Linked DNA regions of Homo sapiens: region 2 is linked to region 1. A link is an interaction called in ENCODE POLR2A ChIA-PET data of the cell type or tissue named here. Cell type or tissue: IMR-90. All regions are shown on one strand. Each heading gives the region's core, and the rest is flanking DNA. Links, peaks and the distances in the headings are about the cores only.

Region 1 (8,099 bases), core at 1,737-6,736:
TTGTTTTTGGAATGAGACCTAGACAATTTTGAGACAATTCTTAAATTCACATAGAAAACTAACCATAAAAAAAAAGCTCAGAGGAGGAAATAAAGAAAACTGAAGGGACTAACCCTGTTAGACAGTAAAATATAATCTAAACCCTCAACAAATAAGACAGCGTGTTAATAGTTCACAAACAGGCAGACAGACTAAAGGAAGAGAAGTTCAAAAATGAAACAAAATATATGTGAGAATTCAGTATATAATGAGAAAAAAATGGACTAAATAGGTGAGGATGACTGTGTGGTTATCTAGAAAAAATAAAATTATACCTATAACACACTATTCATACAGATAAATGAAGCAAAGATTTAAATGTAAAAATAAACCCACAAAAATAGTAAGATAAAATACAACAGAATTCTTTATAAACTCAAGAATAAAGAAGGCTTTTCTAATTGACTCAAAATACTAAAGCTTAAAAACCTTCTAAATGTCAAAAAATCATAAGCAAAATCACTGAGTTGAAACTGGAAAAACTATTTTCAACTTATCACAAAGGATTAATTTCCCTAATGTATACCAAATTCCCACAAATTGGTAAAAAAAGAATCTCACAGAAAAGTGGGCAGGGTATATAAACTGACAACTCTCAGAAGAGAAAATACAGGTTTTTCTTAAGTATGTGTATGTTCAATTCATTCATAATAGAAATGCAAACTAAAACTACATTGAGTTAAAAAAATCAATTTTTCCACCTATTGGAGTAGCCAAAATATTTGTGGTAACAGGCTGTTTTGATAATATAGGATTGTAGGAACTCTCAACCACGGTTTTTGGAGGTACAAAATAGTAAAACCCTATGGAAAGTACTATCTGTCAACACTACAAATATATATAAGTTAACCCTTGAACAACATAGGATGGAACTGTGAGGGTCCACTTACATGTAGATTTTTTACAACCAAACTCTTATGGAATACAGTATTTGCAACATGCAAAACCCACGTATACAGAGGGCCAACCTTCTGCATACATAGTTCCACAGGGTCACTTGAGGGACCTGAGTATGCGCAGATTTTGGTATACGTGGGCATCCTGGAACCAACTTCCAGCATACACCGACGGACCACTGTACTCTTTAACCCAGCAACTTCGCTTCTAGTAACTTAGCCCCAGGTTATATTTGTACTTGTTGAAATTATAGCTATACAAAGTTATTTAGCACAACGCTGTACAAAATAGCAGAAGGTAGGCTATCTAAAATGTCCACCAATGGAGTAATTAGTTCAATAAATTATGGTATATCCATACGAAGATACTATGCCAACGTAAAATGCAATCGGGAAGAGGAGAAATGAGGCCTCGATATCTACTCAAGAGAGTCTTTAAGATCCGGCAGACTGTCATCATAAGAAAAAGAGCACAAAACTCTATTTCATAAATATCTAAAAGCAGTAGTTATGGCTCCACATACATCACAAACAAAAACCATGATTCAAAACCATGTATACCATGCTAACATCTGTATAAAAAGGGGGGAAATATACATTTTTTATATTTACTTATATATACATAAAAATATCTCTAGAATTATACAGAAAGAAATAAAAGCTACATGGTGTTCAGAGTGAGAACTCAGCGAATGAGTAACAGAGATGGGAGGGAGATACTTTTCATTAAATACTTTTTATGCTTTTTTATTTCTGAATGTAGATACATTATTTTATTAAGGTGAAATTTGATTTGTATTTGAGGGTGAAATTCTGTAAACAGGAGCATTACATAAACACTATGTAATATTTTGACAAAGGTAACTCCAACCAAAACATTGTTCAAGCTGAAAATATCTGTTCATGCAACCACTGAGCTTACTCTACTTTGGCATGGAGTAAGCATATTTAAGATGGCTCAACTAACTTTATAAAATTATAAACCAGATTATGAACTTCAATTGTACTCGAAAACATTCAATTTCTAAAATTAATATTCCTGGTTATCAGGCAGCTGTTTTTATAATAAATATTTCAACCTATTCAGAAACAATATATAAGCACATTTTTAAAACCACAGTATGTATGACTTTGCTGATTAATCTAAAAATCTAAGCCAAGTACCCAGTTGTTCTACAACTGACGGGAATTACTTTCCATAAATTGGCTAACATACAAAGCCTTTCATAAAAGGCTGAGAATTACAGTGTTTTGCAACATAAAGGAACTTTCCCATTTCAGAGACATTCCCAAGGTAGTGCTATCCACAAAAGATGAGTTTACTGAACCGAAACGTTTTGTTTCTAGTGCACCATCTCTTCTACTACATCATACTTCTTTCCACAACAGCTTACCTCTTAGGGATGTAAGGGGAACGTTCTCAGGGCTAAGTTTTAGAACCCAGAAAGTGATAAAAATAAATCTCAGAGAGACAGGACAACTCTTCATGACTTTATAAAAGATATATTTTGTGACAGGCAACTCTAATAATAAAATATTAGCAAAACCACTATAGTACCATTCAAACCATGTCTGGAACTCTGCAATCACAACATTAATAAAATATATTGCTATATACATTACAAATAAACCAAAACCTAAAAAGTAAGGATCATGATTTTTATTCTAGGTAAATTTTATCTGTTTCATGCTTGTATTTCTTGACTTTAATTTCTTCAATCTCTTATCATTATTTTTACCACTAACCCCATAGCATATCAATGATAGTTCCATTTTTCTTGAAAGGGGATTCAAGCAAAAAAAAAAAAAATTATAGTTCCAGGAGGATTTTTTTTATGGAACAAAGTATTATAGTATCATTTCCCAAATTTCATTTAACTGAACACTTTATCTTCAGCTGATGTTAATGTTTTCGTTTATCTCAGGGAACAATAAAGAATGTTGCATTTTAAAAAGCTTACTTTCTGAATTACTACCAAACCCCAAAACAAGGACAAATTAGAAGGGGCCAAATGTCTCTAAAAGTATTTCTCATTGTTTATATTTCATCATATTAAAATCTAGAATGTTTTCTTCTGCCTTCCAGTTTTATCCAGTAAAATAAATCCAATACTGCTTACTTTCTTGTAGCCTTAATAATTCATGTGCAATGATAAGACAAAACTATCAAGATTCATAAACACTCATCAATAACTATATCACTATCATCTTAATGAAAATGAACTTCATTTTACCCAAATTCAAAAAGATACTAAGACATAAATCAGAATGCTCACTAGAAGATTAGAAAATGTGATGTAGACACTCACCTACATAATGCATATTAAGAGCCAAATACTTATACTGGAAAAGAGGGTTATTACTAAGGCTACTTCTTTGGATCTGCTGGAAAAAGGAGCTGACATCCCATCTGTACAGGACATCCAACAGCATGATGCTTGGCACCCTCAGGGCCACATTTAACACTGCCTCCAGTTTCTCCTTTGCAGCCATGTTGTTTTTTTTTTTCTTTTTTTTTTTCTTGGAGAAGACCTAAAATTCAGAAGACACAATATATAAAAATAAAAAGTCAACACAAATCGCTTTTAGATACCCTTTCACGAATCTAATAGGTTGTCACACACTGTACAAAACTATGTGAGAACGTATACTACTTCTCAGCCACAACTACTATTTTTAGATATTCATAAAATAACCTCTGTATTGTGTTTTCACATTGACCCATTCAGTTCTGTCCAATCTTATAATTCTGATTAAATGTTCTGGCCTCAAAACTAATTTTTTAAAAGGCCACTAACTCCAAATCTAGGAACAAAACACTCTGTAAGACTACTGTAACTTGTATAAAATTAACTTGAAAAATTCACTCACTCCAATAAAACTATGATTTATGTAGCTCATAAGAGGGTGAATTTTGAATATTTACTCTATGAAAAAGCCTAAGCAATTCAATAAAAACTTGATAACTGCACGTTTAGTTTGCAGCATCTTGTACTCTATGCTTTTCCTTATTCACTTACAATCAAAATTGAAGTGCTAAATTTACAATCCAGAGAACTCATGATGTAGATACAGGTAGAGGGAACATTATTTACAATATCATTTCCTTGAATCTTTAAAGTTAAATATGGTCTAAAATTCCCATAATCTGCCTTCAAGTGTTCATCAAATTCTTCCCTTGATACACAGATAAGCAGGCACATGGAAGACGCCAGGCATTGAGTCTGCAGCCCCTGTCTCTGCACAGACCATGATAAGTAGTGGGGGGGGGCAGGGGGAGGAGGAAATGAAAGGCAGTTATCAGGACAATTTACTATTTAAAGGGACAATTCAATGCCATACTGCTTTATATGGTAGAACTTCAAATTAATCCAAAAAAATATAAAATAGGGCAAACAAGGCCGGGCGCAGTGGCACACGCCTGTAATCCCAGCACTTTGGGAAGCCGAAGCAGGCAGATCATGAGGTCACGAGTTCGAGACCAGCCTAGCCAATATGGTGAAACTCCGTCTGTACTAAAAATACAAAAATTAGCCGGGCATGGTGGTGCACACCTGTAGTCCCAGCTACTCAGGAGGCTAGGGCAGAAGAATTGCTTGAACCTGGGATGCAGAGGTTGCAGTGAGCAGAGATCACAATACTGCACTCCAGCCTAGGCAACTGAGCTAGACTCCGTCTCAAAAAAAAAAAAAAAAAAAAAAAAGCAAACAAAAGTGGGTAAAGAACAATTTAAAGAGTAAAGATAATTCTGGATTGTTGGCTCTGACAATATCCTTTTAAGAATTTTGCTGAGAAAGCTAAACACATTTCCAGCTTTAGCAGTAATTTCAGACATTACAGGACAAACGAAAACATTTATTTCTGCAGAAAATTATAGTGACAGATTGCTATGCTATGGTTAAATATTTGTCAGTATTTCCATCTTACCCTCCAATTTTCATAGCTTCCTAGTTCAGATAGTCAAAAAGCTAAAGGCAACCCAACTTGGCACACTATCAATAAAAGCTTTTCAATAATCATATATCAACCATTCCCATAACCCAAATGTTTTATATATATAGCCTGCCAATAATATAGATTTAACATTTTTATAGATAAGTACTGCAATTCTGATTATTTCACATGAACAAGATCATTTTCATAATTTTCCTACATAAGAAAAAATATTATTGTGAAAATCAGAACTAAATATCATGTCCTAAGAAGGAAAAATGCACTGAAAAATAAAATCTCTAACCTTTAATATTTATTGCAAACCAACCACTGAGGAATCTAAATTTCTCAAAGCCCATGATATTATTATTTTTTCTAATCCCAGGAAAAAATACACCAAAACATTCACAGAAATTGTTGGTAAAGAGTTTAATGCATTTTAATGTGTATAAGCCATCTAGATAACTTCAGGAATTACAGTGGAAAGACTTACTTTGGTGAGCAAACTGATAACCCAATACCCTCTTGGGAATTTATTTCAAAGTAATATTGAATAGATCTTCTCACAAACCACCAGCCACCATATTTGAAAATCACCACGTACTGAGATGACAGTATTACTGACAGTCTTTATACTGCCATCGAAAAGTAACTATTTTTCTATATTCTGGAATCCAATATAAATCATTACTCTGTTTTTATAAGTAACAAGAGAGGGAGGAGCTATTACTGATTTAACACTTGTAGCCCATATTTATTTCATTTGATTTGGAACCTTTCTCTTTTTTCAATGCTTTGCTATTTTAAAATGTGCCCATTTTCACCATTTACTGTGGCTCCTAAACGGGTAAAGAAGAAAATTTAAACTAAACAAATAACTAATCCTGCTTTAGAAATCAAGATCTGCTAGGGAAGAAAAACTCCCTAATCCGTACAGAGGATCATCTCTATTACAAAAGTCCATTAGCAGAATGGTACATGTTCCCTCTTTATTTCCACCCACCACTCCTGCCTAACAAATATAATAAGAAACAGAAAACAGGACACATTTCTATTTCTATAAAGAGAAAATACCGGGTCCCGAAAGCTGTCAATAAAAAACAATATCCAAGATCCCCCTCTACTACATAGTCAACTCGAGACTGAAATGTTTTTAACAAGGACTTTGGATAGAATTAAATACGCCCAAATAAACGAAACTAAATGTTGCATTTATTTCTATACGTGAATGTTATTTTAGCAAGTCAGTGGCAAGCTGGTCATGTATAAAGGCACTGACGAAACAAATTTAATACATGGAAAATCAAAGAGAAAAAAATTTCAAAACCTTATCACTTTGAACCCTTCTAAAGTAAAAGAGCACATGATAGTTATCAATACAAATAGGTACTTTACACTACACTTTAGCACCACACACTAAACCAACATCAAAACAAAACTTTAAAATATTCATCTTCTTTGCAAGTACTTGCAATTACTCACACCTGCCAAATCACTATATCATACAAACACGAAGTAAAATGGAGCCTTCTCTCCTGATCTAGAGAATACCTTTATAATGTTGCCTAATTTATCCTGTTCCAGATTTATTGTCAAACAGGGCTAATCAGCATATCCTAAAGTACAGGGGAGCTCAATATTCTCTTGAAAACAAAATAATACCAAATAATCCTAGAAAATAAGCAGGAGAGCTGAAAGCAGAAAAAACCGAAAGGTTTAACACACCCAAAGCCAAATACATAAACTTCCTATACTGTTTTATCTTCCATGCAAGATTTTAAAATGTCCTCCTTGAACTTTGAAAAGAACTGGGAAAGTAATATCCAACATGATGTGTCTGCAGGTAACATAAACTAAATGTGACTCAAAGATGTTTTACACAGTAAAACAGCTAAAAACAAACCAAAAAAAAAAAAGGCATTTCTTTCCAAAAACCACAAGAGGTGCAACAAATGCTAACCAAAAAGGAGACCTCAATGAGTTCATTAAATGACCTTCTCAGGCTTAGAAGCAGCAATCCGTAATTATGAAAACAGTAATGTCTTGTAGAAGTATAATGCTGTACAGTTTACCATTCAAATTTGTGGGTTAGAAAACACAGGGGGCTTCATTCTACACTTTCCTGAAAATACGGGATTTTAGTTTTGAATATGAAGAAACCAAACAAATCGTCCTGAATAAGAAAAATGTAGGTTTTTACAGTCACAGCTAATCTCTGAAGAACTATGTCAAATAAGAGAAATGAAAAATGTGATTTTTTATTTCTCTTATTTGAGTTCTTCAAAAATACACCTCCTAAACTTTTTTTTAAAAAGACAAAGAAAAAACAAGAATGACACGTGACCCAACTTAAAACTATTCAGTACAATACTTCTACACCTTCCCCCTAAAAAAGAAAAACAAAAATCATCATTCACCATTATCTCCTTTCTTTCTCCCAACCAGTTAAAAAAAAAAATTCTACCATCAACTAAAACTGATCTTAAGAAAAGTAAATTTTCGGGCTGTCCATCGGTTAGGATGGTAGGCCTCACTGAAAATGTTAAGAGCACAAAGCTAGAGCCTAAAATTCTAAGTAAAAGCCCAGAACTGAGATACCAGGAAAGAGAACGCATTTCTTACATAAGCAATGGCACATGTTTTAAATATAGCTGGTCCTCCCCACTCCCACTCCTTGCTAGCTAACTTTGTATGTACCTGATCTCCACATAAACTACTAGCAATTCTGTGGTTTCTCATCATCTCCCAAACCGCAAAGACAGGGAGTCTACTCTGAATACAAAGGCCATCTTTCAACTTAAGGAACAGAGAGAGGAAATAAAACTGCTACCTCTGCCATCGGCCGCTCAGCCTGGGTCACGACTGCAGCACCGACAGCTCATTCTTTTGGGCATGATTCAAGATTCAGTAAAACTGCACACTCCGTATTTTAAAAAATAAAAAGACACACAGTCCTCTCCTTCCCTTTCAGACTAGTTTCCTCTTTACTGCAGACTGCGACGCAAGGCCATCCACTAATCTTTGATGCCTGCTCACTGCACAGGCCCCTTCCTCTCTCCCCGCACCTCCTCCCACAACGCCTGCAGATCTCAGATGCGTTTGAACTACAGTAACCCCAACCCAGCTCGCGGCAAGCAGGCAGCGCAGCAGCAGTAGCAGCAGCAACCGGGCCGCCGCCGCCGCGGGGCTAAGAGATTACGTTCAGCAAAAACTCTTCCAGGAAAGAGGCTC
Region 2 (8,099 bases), core at 1,401-6,400, 690 kb after region 1:
GTCAAGAAAGATGCAATTCTTTCTTTCTTTCATTTGTTCAGTCATTCAGTAAGTATTTCCTAGCTTTCTGCTGCGTGCAAGATGCTCTGTTATGCCAAAAGGAGCAGAGAACTGGGTGCTGTCTGTGGAAGGTGGGCAGACAGGCAGTCGGGGGCTCAACTGTCATCAAAAGGCTTTTGAAAATACCAGTCCAGAGATTTGGGGGCTGCCCTGATGGGTCAGGAAGCAAGCGGAAACTTGCAAGTTTTTCCCACAGTTCAAATAGCTTCACAGGCCCTGAATCTGCACCAGTCTCTGGGAGTTTAAGAGGCCAGAGGGGCCTGGATTGGAAAGGCCTCTCTGCATAGTGTGTCCAGTCTGGACCATCCCAAGTAAACCTAATCACTCTTGGAACCAAACACTAAGATAGACCCAGTTTCACAGGACTCAGGCTGGCCCCTCACATGGCCAGAATATCCACCTACCTGGCAAGGGGCCAGGTGGTCAACAGCTACACCTTGCTGAAGTGTTAGAAACCCCCTCCCTACAGACAGGCTGTGGTGCCCCGCAGGGAGACGCCCATTCAGTGCCTTCCTTCACATCTACTAAGTGCCTACTATGTGCCAGTTCTGGTCTAGGCCTGAGGCTATGGCCTTAAATAAAACAAATGTGATCCCTGCCCTCTTGGGATTTATGTGCTGGTTGGGAAAACAAACAACTAAGAGTCTGCAATCCTTTAACTAAAACGCTTGTCACCAGATGTTTTAGGGGATAGAGAATTTTTCACATTTTAGAGAGGTTATGCACTTCAAATACCATATAATACGCTCTACTCCGTAGAATCCAGGCCAGCACATCAGAGTCAAGCATATTCACAGTTCTGTCTCCACACATGTAAATATTTACACTTGGAGGGATAAATTAAGGAGGCAGATAGCTTCCCATCGGTTTAGGTCAAATTTTGCTACAAAAACTGTAAATTTGTATCAAAAATAAACTGATGTGTGCCGAACTTGTTTTTTTTTAACATTCAGTTTTCAGAATGTTTGGAATTTCAGTGTTATGGAGAGGAATTGTAAACAAATTAATTTTAGTTCGTGATACAATAAAAGAGGGCAATATAGTCATGCATGAGGTAGGGATAGAGCAACATCAGGGGAGAGGGCCACTCACTATGCAGGGCCCCTCACACGCATTCTCTCGTGTCAGCTCTCTAGCCCCAGGAAGGTGATGTTGTCACTGTCATTTTACAGACAAGGAAAAGGAGAACTACTACCATTAAGAACCTCATTCCAAGCCAGCATTCCCTATGCTCCTTTTAGCACAACAGAGCATCAGACAAGCACCATCATGATTTTGCCATGTTCACATACCTCCGCTAGTTCTTAAGTTTCTCCTTTAAATCAAATCATGTTTTAATGTATATAAATTTATCTTTAAAGGAAGCATTATAGAACTACTGTAAATGGAAAGATGATATCTTTGTAATACACAGAAAAATACACAGCTCTTCAATTTGTTCAGCACTTGCCTCTGTACCACTTCAGCGCTATCTATGCAGCCCACACGCTCTGAGAAAGGTTGACCTAGGCCGACAAGTGGAGCCGGCTGGAGCCTGATGCTCTTCCTCTCACAAGACACTACCCTTCTAGACCAAGATGGCAGCAAGGATCACATGGACCCATTTCGCCAGCTTACCACATCCCAGGCCCAGTGGAATCTTCACCTTCCAAGGATCTTGTCTTTATCAGAATTAACTCTGAAAGCAGAAGAGCAGCCACCAGGAACTGTGCTACATGCTTTCTTTACAAACAATGCCTCATTGAAGCTTCACCACCTGGAACAAGATGCTACTGCTACCTTCTTAGAAAACAGGAAATTAAGACAAGGGGACACCAAAGTTACACAGCTACTAGAGACAGAGACAGAATTCAAACCCAGGTTTCAGGTTTACAAGCTTGTGCTCAGTATTTACAATCCCACTCTTTCTTAAGATCATTCCCATCCTTTCTGTGCAGCAAACCACTATGGCAGACGTTTACCTATGTAACAAACCTGCACATCCTGCACATGTACTCCTGGACTTGTAAAAGTTGAAGAAAAAAAAAGATCATTCCCATCCTCCCTTTGGCATTCCAAAGCTCTCTGCAGTCCAAATGTATTCAAGGCTTTACATACTGTTTTGCATTTCTTGTGCTATATCTGCCCCATACACCAAGCTGTGAGCTCCTGGAAGGCGTGGTCCAATTTCAGTGCTCCCGGGCCAGGTGAGGTGGCTCATGCCTGTAATCCCAGCACTTTGGGATGCCAAGGTGGGTGGATCACCTGAGGTCAGGAGTTCAGTGCTCCCAGCGGACTATAGGGGCTATGAAAGCAAGTATCTCTTCTGTCTCATTCACCTGTGTCCCCTTCACATAGTGCTGTGCCTGACAACTATAGTAGGTGCTCAATAAATACTTGCTGGTGAATGGATGGATGAAAAGCTATATTGGTATCTACCCAGAAATCTGGTATCCCCAGGACCTAGCACAGTGCCTGACACATAGAAGAATCTCAGTAAATATTTGTTGAATCAATAAATGACAGTCCTGTTACTTGAAGATGAAGCAGAACTAAGACTTTGAAATTCTAGTTTCTAGAATTCAAAAGAATATGACTTTTAAATGGGACCTCCTTCTGTTAAAAATAAATAAACAAGCTAAAGGAAGGAAGGTAAAGGAAGAAGTTACTCAAGATCAATTTAGATAAACTTAAATTTTTAAAAGCTTTGGATGTGAAATCACACCTGAGCCCAAATGCAGCCATCTTCTGGGGAACATGCTTCCATGAGTGTGCTTGCTATAATTCCCAGTTCTTGTGTCAATTCTCCTGAGACTGATGGCACAACTAATTTTAAGTGATTAAATGTGTTCCTGGAATTCTCATGTTCCTTCTGAGTCAAATGAAAGGTGTGTGCTCAGAGAAGAAACATTTAAAAAGCTACTGTTTAGTGAATGTGGGCACAGGTATCCCGTATTTCTCAGGGTTTGGAAACGAAATATGATGTGAAATGAATTGCATGTGAAGAGCATATTAGGTCCTCTGTCAAATCCATCCTTGTTTTATGATGTGATCATCTCAGGGTAACATACTCATCAGCCGCGCTCCACTGAAATCACAAATGTAACAACCCCCTTGACAAAATTCTCAAGGACAGAGAGTACTGCCCAGCACAGGGGGAAAACAAATCCTATTTCTCCAAGTCACCAAGTCAAAAAGATGCAGGATTGTTGCATATTATTTAATGAATTCCCATGGAAAAGCACCTAACTCTATGCTCAGCACATCAAAACAAGTAAAACAGCTCCACATAACCAAATTCTGCCCAGGTCTCAAATAATTATTCATATAATATGAGACAATGGAAAAATAGCCTGCATATCTTTTATTCTTTTCTCCCAGCAATCCTTTGGGGCCTATTGGCAATGGCTAGAAAGTCAAGGCTCAGACAACCAAGCAACTGATCCAAAGTCACACAGCAAGGAGATGACAGAGCTGGGAGGAAAATGCAGCTTTTTAAACCCCAGCAACTATTTTCCTCGTTTCCTGTGCTTCTCTCACTAACTAACCTGGCTATGCTTAGGACTGGTCCCAGTCAGGCGTGGTGGCTCACGCCTGTAATCCCAGCACTTTGGGAGGCTGAGGTGGGTGGATCATGAGGTCACGAGTTCAAGACCAGCCTGACCAATATGGTGAAACCCCGTCTCTACTACAAATACAAAAATTAGCCGGGCGTGGTGGAACGCACCTGTAATCCCAGCTACTCGGGAGGCTGAGGCGGGAGAATCGCTTGAACCTGGGCAGCAGAGGTTGCAGTGAGCAGAGATCACGCCACTGCACTCAAGCCTGGGTGACAGAGTGAGACTCCATCTAAAAAAAAAAAAGAAAAAAGGACTGGTCCCTCAAAGCAGGTAGCCATTTAGGTGGAGTGATTTTTAAAATTTCCCCACTGCCAGAAATGTTTCCTCCAATGGCTTTCCAAGGTTCCTAAAATCGCTGCCCATTTCTCCTCAAGATTAGGCGCAACTACTAACCTCCCACAGAGTTGTCCTGTATGGGTCTTTAAAAGAGCCCAGGCCTGTCCTTGTTGGTAAACATGTGAGTCAAGATGGTGCTTCCAGAATCCCAGTGCCCTCATCTGTAAAATTAAGAGTCTGGGTTACATGATCCTGAAAGTCCCTTCCTGCTGGGACATTCTCTGCCATTCTGACCTAAGGGGACATCTAAGGGGTTTGGCCACCTTTTCCTTGTCCACTTATAAAAGGCCCGATGGCAGAGTAAGGACAAGGGCACTGGCGCCTGAACAGAAATGTTCCTGCCAGAGGCTGGGATGACAGAGGGCTCGGGGCTGGCACAGCTCCCGCATCTTATGCCATAGCTAATAGGGCTCCCTGCCACTTCCGGCTCCCATCCCCTTCCCTCTCTTCCCCTCTCCTCACCCTGCCCAGCCAGGCAGGCAAACCACAGGCAGAGAAGCCCTGGCAAGCCTGATCTGTGGTGTCTCTGCTGGCTCTGTTGATGATTCCACTTAAAGGAACCAGTTGTGTTGGCATCTGGGTCCAGCAAATGTGTTTGGTTGCTTCTAGAATGCCAAAGGGAGCCACTGAAGCTGCTCTTAACCCCTGCTGCCCCCACAACCCTGCATATCACTGGTTCCCTGTGAACACAGAGAGCAGGAAGAGTGGGAGAGAGACTGACTCAGGAGACAGCTGTAAGACAGGAGGGCAGAGAAAACTATCGCCCATAGATTTTAGCAGCTTCTGGATCACAGAAACTGATTCCCAGAAGTGGGGTGTGTGTGTGTGTTTGATGACTGAAACTCTGATAAACATATGATTCTCAACAATACTCAGCAGTTTATATCTCTAATGTATGTTTGGAAACTAGGGGTTAGATTGAGAATACATTAGAGGCTGTTAGCAAAACAAACACATGTTTATAGATTTCAACAAGGTGATTTTTAAATAGTTCATTGTTATTTGAAAATACTAATTATTGGCAGTCACTATCTAAAGATTTTATCTGCATTTTTGCATTTAATCCTTAAAGCATCCTATAATGTTACCATGGCCGTATTGATTGTTTTGTTTGGCAGTTTCATCACATCTATGTTGATATCAATGAATAGAAGCTGAGAAGAGACTTGGAAGGGGGATCCTTCTGAGGACAAATTTGAGCTACTCACTTAAAACAGTTAAAGCAAATGGATTTTATTTAGTTCAAGGGCCAGCTACAATTGAAAACTAGTGGAGGCCAGGAGCAATGGTTCATGCCTGTAATCCCACATTTGAGAGGCAGAGGCAGGAGGATAACTTGAGCCTAGAAATTGAAGACCTGCCTGAACAACATAGTGGGACCCCATCTCTACAAAAAAAAGTTTTTTAATTAGCCAAGTGTGGTGGTGCACACCTGTAGTCCCAGCTACGTGGGAGGCTGAAGCAGTAAGATTGCTTGAGTCTGGGAGGTTGAGGTTGCAGTGAGCCTTGATCATGCCACTGCACTCCAGCCTGGGTGACAAAGTGAGACCCTGTCAGGAAGGAAGGAAGGAAGAAAGAAAAGAAAAGAAAAAAAGAAAAGAAAAGAAAGAATGGAAGAAAGAAATAAAAGAAGGAAGGGAAGGAGGGAGGGAGGAAGGAAGGAAGGAAGGAAGAAAGGAAGGAAGGAAGGAAGGAAGGAAGGAAGGAAGGAAGGAAGGAAGGAAGGAAAGAAGGAAAGGCAACTAGTGGAAGAACTGGGTTGAGATATCTTAGAGGATTTGGTTGGGAAAGATTCTGAGATTAAGTCTGGGCTCAGTGGGAAAGACTAACATGATTGACAGCCAATGCCTGGAAAATTGATTGACAGCCATGTGTACTGGAGAAAGAAGCTTCACCGCATGTCATAAGTATTTATCATCCTTGCTGAAGAATGAATTCCAGATCCATCCTCCTGAGCAGGACTCCTAAGTATGCCCATACTGACAGTGCTCTGCACAGCTCCAAAAGGGTACCACTCATATAGATTTTGATGTAAATGGATCCCCCTGAAATGGTACAGTCATAACCTGCACAACGGCACCCGGCAGCCCTACTCCTGTGATGCCTTATGGAAATGAAAACTGTGGCAGGAGGCAATGAACTGGACTGTAAAGATGGGTCTTTAAAGGGTAGACAGCTCCAAATCGGAAGTAAAGAGTCCTTGGCCCTGCTATTAATGTGTTGTGTGTCCTCAGGCAAGATCTTTCTCCTTTCTGTATCTGTTTTATAGCCTGTGAAATGACTGTTTTAGACCACAAGATTCCCAGAATCTCTGCCAAGAGATTTATCTGGAATGTACAGTGGATGTAAGATGAGAAGTAAGGCTGTAACTTTATTTTTTCCAAATACCCAACTAATATATTGATAAAGGTGATATTTCCTTTCCTCACAAATGCCTTTATCAACACAGTAATTCTCATACGTGCTGAATCTAGTTTAAATAGTCTATTCTAGTCCAATAATCTGCCAGCCTGACCTTCTGCCAGTAGTACTGTTTCAACTACAGTTACATTATCAAGCCTTTTAATCTGGTAGGGAAATTCCCTCCACCTACCCTTTTTTTCTGAAAGTTTTTGGTTATTCTTAAGCATTTATTCTACCAGAAGCACTTTGGAATCATTTTATTAAATTCCCTCCAAATTCCAGTGATATTTTCAATGGAACAACATTAAATTAATAGGTTAAATTGAGAAGCATTGACATCCTTACAGTGCTCCCAGAAGTGGAATACATCTTTCCGTTTATTCAAGGCCTCTTTTATTCCCCTCAGTAAAGTTTTGTCACTTTCTTCATATAGGTCTTGTACGTTCCTTGTTAAAGTTATTCCTGGGCATTGCATATTTGGTTGTTATGGTGAGTAGAATCTGTTTTCTTTTATATTTTACAGCAAATTCATGCTGGCATGTAGCAAGCCATTGATTTTATTTTTATAGATGTATTTGTACTACTAGATCTGTCCAGTGTAGTGAGAGCCATGAAAGTGACGAAACTTAATCAGAAATAGCCCCTGAGGGAGAGAGAGAGTCAGCAAAGGGGAGCAATGTCCTCACTTCTCTTGTCTCTCTCCCTTCTGCCATACCCCCCACTGAGCAAGCCCAGCTGGCAGGTTGGGGGGTGGGCAGCCCCCCAGCCATGCAGAGCAGTGCAAGACAGGCCATGGAATGGACTTGGGACAGACAGGCTAAGGACCAGCTCAGAGTGTCTTCATAAGGACTGTGGATTGCTTCTGAAAATTACATCTGCTCTCAAAGAATGAGTACTTAATTCCACCATGATGGTCACAAGAATGTGCAAACTGGTTTGAGAAGAATAATGAAAGAGGAGAGAAAATAGTTTTAATTGGACTATGAAAACAAGCTCATGGCCTCCTGAGGTGACTACTCCGAAGGGAAAAACCTGCCTATGGATATACTTATTATTATATATTCATTATATTATGTTTTACTATTATACATGTTATAGATATTAGACATATAATATATATGTACTATTTTTAAGTAGGTACATTAACTTATAATTATTTATTATGTAAATTCCAACAAGCTCCCAAAGAGTCAGAGATCAAAGATAATCCATTCTCTTGAAGAACCCAGAGAAATCTCATTTTCCTCCCTCCTGCCTTCCTCAGAGGATAAAGGCAGAGGGAGAAGTGACGGGTCTTGTCAGCAGGTGCACCCTTCACCCTTTGCTCTTCCAGCACAGCCAAATAAGTCAAATAGAACCCCACTAGGATCACTACAAGAAGAGGAAGGAGGAGGAGGAGGAGGAGGAGGAGGAAGGGGAGGAGAAGGGGGAGGGAGAGGGGGAGGGGAGGGGGAGGGGAGGGGGACGGGAAGGAGAATTTCTGAATACCAGTATAAATTGATGAACCTGTTATAAGTTATAATTTTAATTTCTGTATAGTTCAAATTTCTTATAATTAACCAGATATGTTGCTTTGAGAAAAATCTCAAAAGCCTTCCTGAAAGCTTCTTGAGGGGCTTCTTGTTCATCTCAGCTCTTCTCAGCATGTAGAAGTAGATGCTCAAAGAATGTTTGCAGTGACAAATAGCCCAATTCAAAAGT

What was found. ChIA-PET counts read pairs that join two places held together with the same protein. Peaks named below come from ENCODE experiments on the same cell type or tissue, not always from the same donor. Only the 100,000 strongest peaks of a DNase experiment are listed, where the experiment ranks them.
Region 2: POLR2A ChIA-PET joins it to region 1 with 20 read pairs; 2 of 35 experiments call an interaction of 5 or more read pairs at or near these places.

The regions. Positions count from the first base shown.
Region 1 is chr5:159,200,190-159,208,288 of GRCh38, forward strand. RNF145 (ring finger protein 145) reads right to left here. Exons shown (of 11, transcript NM_001199383.2): 2 at 3,245-3,467. The coding sequence starts at 3,428. It overlaps LOC107986468 (a long non-coding RNA gene), which reads left to right and starts at 7,838. Exons shown (of 2, transcript XR_001742943.2): 1 at 7,838-8,099. RefSeq lists enhancers at 7,475-8,099, 7,730-7,779, 7,870-7,919, 8,030-8,099. In IMR-90, for the core only: no CTCF peak of the experiment used is centred there; no DNase peak of the experiment used is centred there; H3K4me3 peaks cover 1,014 bases; H3K27ac peaks cover 1,395 bases.
Region 2 is chr5:159,893,595-159,901,693 of GRCh38, forward strand. It overlaps a transcript of ADRA1B not described here. Among named protein-coding and RNA genes, the nearest start is that of ADRA1B, 19 kb to the right of the region's middle. In IMR-90, for the core only: no CTCF peak of the experiment used is centred there; a DNase peak (open chromatin) is centred at 6,287; H3K27me3 peaks cover 691 bases.